2 separate regions of the Homo sapiens genome follow, and region 1 is linked to region 2. Evidence: chromatin loops called from intact Hi-C (ENCODE). Cell type or tissue: GM12878. All regions are shown on one strand. Region 1 overlaps CCDC39 (coiled-coil domain 39 molecular ruler complex subunit). Region 2 holds the start of CCDC39 (coiled-coil domain 39 molecular ruler complex subunit).

What was found. Peaks named below come from ENCODE experiments on the same cell type or tissue, not always from the same donor. Only the 100,000 strongest peaks of a DNase experiment are listed, where the experiment ranks them.
Region 1: it touches region 2 in a loop (2.4-fold over the local background); 3 of 110 quality-filtered maps call a loop at or near these places.

The regions. Positions count from the first base shown.
Region 1 is chr3:180,625,951-180,628,450 of GRCh38, forward strand. The region is part of intron 14 of CCDC39 (coiled-coil domain 39 molecular ruler complex subunit); the gene reads right to left. Among named protein-coding and RNA genes, the nearest start is that of TTC14, 25 kb to the left of the region's middle. RefSeq lists a silencer at 1,168-1,217. In GM12878, no CTCF peak of the experiment used is centred here; a DNase peak (open chromatin) is centred at 1,091; H3K27ac peaks cover 636 bases.
Region 2 is chr3:180,679,137-180,681,636 of GRCh38, forward strand. CCDC39 (coiled-coil domain 39 molecular ruler complex subunit) reads right to left here and starts at 353. Exons shown (of 20, transcript NM_181426.2): 1 at 155-353. The coding sequence starts at 244. It overlaps CCDC39-AS1 (CCDC39 antisense RNA 1), which reads left to right and starts at 945. Exons shown (of 2, transcript NR_046725.1): 1 at 945-1,054. RefSeq lists enhancers at 625-724, 805-854. In GM12878, a CTCF peak has its summit at 1,097; DNase peaks (open chromatin) are centred at 365 and 1,049; H3K4me3 peaks cover 1,305 bases.

The DNA of each region.
Region 1 (2,500 bases), 53 kb before region 2:
TTGGGCCTCTGGGTAGCTTGCTCAGATGTTGGTAGTGGGAATGGTGGGCCCGACATGCAGGCGGGTTTTCAGGCCCCTGGGCAGCTGGTGTGATGCAGGTAATGGCAGTAGCGGTGGTAAAGCAACTCACTGGAACCCAGAAGGTCCATACTGGTGTTGCTGGTAGCTGCAATGGGTTGGACATGCTGGTCCTCTGGCCTGTTGGTAGTGCATGGGAGTGGGTGTCAGCTGTGGTGGTATTTGTAGGTTGAATTGCCCCAACTTCAGACTCTAGCAGGACTGATCATGTGCCAACAGTGATGCACTGGGTTAGTAAATATCTGGGCCCCTGGATGGCATACTTGAGTACTTGGGGGATGGGTTTGGGCCAGCAGACTAGTCCCAGGCCCCTTGGTAATACCTTTAAGGAGGTTCTGGCTGTGACAGTCAAAGGTGGGGTGGTTCCCAGGACACTGGCAGAATACTCAGATATGGGCTGTGGTGGCTGTGCTGTAGGCCTGCCACCAGGGAGGGTGCAACCTTTCTCAGGTGGAACAGCATGGGTAAGAAGCTGTAGGAAGTCCCACAGCAGCCATAGTGGGACAGCAGGAATCGTCACCAGAGTACATGGGAGTGCCTGGTCTCTTTTCTCCCTCCTTGGATCGGAGACAGCTGCAGCAATGTCAACCTGCACTTGGCCCAAATGTGGGGCACGGTGTAGCATTAAACTCTCCAAATGCTCCTGGCTGTGGCCTTGCAACCAGAATGCAGGGTTCCTCTCAGGTGAGGTGCTCAGGTGGGTAACAAGTTGTGAGGAGTGCAGTCTTCTCACACCTCCGTCTCACAACAGCCAGTAGCAAGGTCGTGGGAATTGTCTTAGGGGTGCACTGGAGTGCTTGGTCACCCCTCTCCCACCTTGGACAGGTGGTAGTTGCAGTAGTGTTTCAAGGCACAGCCCAGCGTTAAATTCTCAAAATGGCAAAATCCTAAATCTACTACATCAAGAAACAGAATCCACTACATTGAAAAACAGACTTACATTGAAAAAACAAAAATTAACTTCTAAGTGGCAAGGTTTTTCCCAGCAGTGAAAATGCTATGGGCCCATGGCCAGAGAGGTTGTGGTTCCTCTCAGGTGATTTACATGGGTAGGAAGCTGTGGGGAGTACAGTCTGCTTATGTGTCACTTTCACAGCAGCCTGCAGCAGGGCAGGGGGAATTGTAAAGATAAGTTTTATTAGTAATATTTCCATTCTTAACATTTTCACTGGCATTTATTTTATCGTGCTTCAGAACATTAGTTACACATATTTTGTGATAAGTATTACATAATTTTAAAAAGTTTAGCAAAAAAATTATAGAAATTATATCTAATTCCTTTGAGTCTCAAATTGGTAACCCCATTTCATCTGAAATATAAAAGAATAGTGGGAAAATGAGCTGGAATGAGCCAAACAAATTTTAGTTGTGGACTACTGGGTCAGTTTCTTCATTTTTCAAATGAAGGAGTTGAATTTGTTCATTTTATGCAAATTCCTGATATAATTCCATGTATAGCTTGAAGTTCTAAAATTCTGATTCCATTCGCTTCTAAATCAGAGATGATATATCTCTCAAAAGTCTGTCCAATATTTTCAAGTAACTTAATTGGACAGTGTCATTAAATTGCAGTCAGAACTATACTGTTTCCTTATAAAGACTAAGAGGAACTTGGAAATGAGATTTGAAAAATACTAGTCCTTCACTGGTTACTAATTATATTTTTCAGTTTGGCCTTTAAGGGTTAGATATTATAAGATACTAGAGTTGATGAAAAAGCCATGTATGCCCCATAGAACAAAGACCAAAGACAGGAGCTTACTACAAGACCAAAGACAGGAGCTATGAATTGAGCTGTGTCCCTTATAAGAAGATATGTTGATATCCCAACCTGTGGTACCCCAGAAGGTGACCTTATTTGGAAATAGGGTCTTTGCAGATATAGTCAAGTTAAATGGAGGTCATTAGGTTGGTCCTAATCTGATATAACTGGTATCCTTATTAAAATGGGAAATTTGGACAGAGGGAAAACTGTGTGAAGAGACACAGGAAGGAACACCATGTAAAGATGAAGGCAGATTTCAGGGTGATGCATTTACAAACTAAGGAACACCAAAGATTGTCAGCAGACCACCAGAAGCTAGGAGAGAGGCATAGAACAGGTTATTCTTCATAGCCTTCAGAGGAAACCAACCCTATCAACACCTTCATCTTGGACTTCTAGACTCCAGATGTATCAGATATATATTTCCTTTTTTTTGAGACGGAGTCTCACTCTGTCGCCCAGGCTAGAGTGCAGTGGTGCAATCTTGGCTCACTGCAAGCTCCGCCTCCTGGGTTCATGCCATTCTGCCTCAGCCTCCCGAGGAGCTGGGACTACAGGTGCCCACCACCACACCCGGCTAATTTTTTGTATTTTTAGTAGAGATGGGGTTTCACCATGTTAGCCAGGATGGTCTCGATCTCCTGACCTCGTGATCCA
Region 2 (2,500 bases):
GGGTAAGGGAGGAGGGCGATGGTGCGGGGGAGTGTTAGAGGAAGCACAGGATTAGGAAAGGAGAGAAATAAAAGGGCTGGGGTAGTACTGCCAACCAGAAAACGCCCCCAACAGGCTCTCTCTGCTTCCTCCCGCCTGCTTCAATTGATCTCACCTGATCTTCCAGTAGCTTGTTCTCCTCGTTCGCCACCGGGATGGCGAACCCATCCTCCCAGTGCAGCTCAGCCAGGAATTCGCTACTCATGACTGCAAACGGATAGAGAAGATACAGAGCAAAGATCCGCCTTCTTGTACAGCGGGTGAGCAGCACCCGCGTCAAGCCCAGGCACCTGCACAGTGCCGCGGCAATTGCCGGGGGAGCCCTAGCAACCTTCCCGCGTCCTTAGTTACCAAACAGGAAACGCTCCAGCCCGAAGGCGAAACTTCCGGTTGAGAACTCCCTGCCTGCAGGCCGAAGAATCTTTTTCTTACCTTGAGCACTGAGGGATGAGCAGCAACTTGCCCCTCCCGACGTTCCCGGGGGTTGCCAGGCGGCAGCGTAACTTTCCACGAAAAGGCGGCTCTCGGATCGCTCCCGGAGCGTGTGAAAACTGTGGCCCCCGGAGCTGGCTGGAGGACCACGGGGCAGCTGGCTGGAAGTAAACCACACGATCCTCCGATTGCCTGGGGGAAGACGGGAGCCAACAGGGATTATAAACTAAGTTTCTTTTCAAGGTGTGTTTGCTGTGTTGTGTAGATTTCAGCTACTACAGTAGGTGAAAGTAGACCGAAGTGAACTGGTGTTTGGAAACAACTCTCTCTCTGGCATCACTGGGATGTTCTGATCGTCGCCTGTTTCAGTCGGCCAGCCTTCCTCACCGCACTCACCGGCCCCATCGCGGATGTCCCAGTCGATCACAGACGCGGACCGCGCGGAGGCCGCACACTTGTGGCGCGGTGTGGTGGTCCCTCCGGCACCACTCCCATACTTGCATTTTTCTTTGCATTTTTGTTTGCTAACATTTAAAGTGTGGAATTTCGCATAAACGTCTGTATTTCCTCTGCTTGAAAAAGGGTAGGTGACACAATCCCCATTATCAAAAGGCAATGTTCCGCTGGAGAGGCGCCCCCTTTAGACCAACAAAGCACTTTACCAGTTCACTAATTTGAATTACCTGCTTGGCACGGGTAGGCATTTGAGTTATAGTCTCTCTTGTATAGTATCTCAGAACTGGAAAGGACAAAACAATCAACTAATCTAATCCTTTCATTTTCTCGGTAAGTTAAACCGAGGCTCCTTGAGGCAAAGTGATTAAAGAAGGGATGCTGTGCATGAATTAATTTTACGTATCCAATAATCATCTGTAATTTTTTTTGCTCTTTCGAATTTTATTTTACCTAGACATTGTTAAACTTTTATTATAAATATTTTAAATGTATATGGGAATAGAAAGCAGAGTATAAATAACTGCTATATATGCATCACCTTGATTTAGCATTCATATTTTGCCATGTTAGCATCATCTGTATCTTTTGCTCAAGTGAAAAAATAATCATAGACATCATGACATTACAGCCCTAAATACATGAGCATGTATTGGTAGAAGAGTGGTTAATGTTATCTAACATAAGCACAATATCATTATCACACCTATAAAAATCAACTATTCTTCAATATCATCTAATAACCATTTCAGATTCATATTTCGACTGTCCTAAAAATGTCTTTTTACAGTCGATTTGTTTGTCACTATAGTTCTGAAATCCTCCTGTAGGAGCTTTGTCTCTTTGTGCCTACATTGTTTTCCATAAACTTAATCTTGTGGACTTAGTGCCTTTAAAGACTAGAATTAGCAAAGCATTTTATTCCCCCTTTCTACAATGATTAAAGGCTGGGGAGAAAGGCTCAACTTGTAGAAGAAATTTGACCTGCATGTAATAGTGGAATTTTAGATATAATGACATTTAATCCTTTATAAATGATCATTACTTATTTTATAATAGTTTAGTCATTCCAACTAATGAAAATGTTAGTATTCAGCTTATGTTAAGATGGTACATAGTTATTTATACTTGGGATATGTTGTGGCAATGCTGCTTTCTAAAATTATTGGTGTTGGGTCAAAGGTGGGGAGGAAAATGGCAGAACAAGACTTCCAGCAATCAGCCCTCACAGAAACATCAATTGGAACAAAACTATTCACCTACGAAAATACCTTCACAAGAGCTAAGGAAACCAATCACATTTAATTACCTTTTAATACAGCAAAAAGTAAAAATAAAATAATTGGTATTATCACCCATGTATCTTAAAATTACCTAATTTACCATCCCAGTTTTTAATATGAATACTGAGCTGCCTCGACCTGTGCCAATGAGTTGAAGCACCCCTCTCAGTGTCAGCTGTAGCTGCCAAATGCATGACTGTGGAGTCTTTTTCATCTTTCCATTAATTTTACTTCTAGGAATACGTCCTACAGAAACAGTTACATAGGTAAGTTCCATGCCCTTATACCGCACG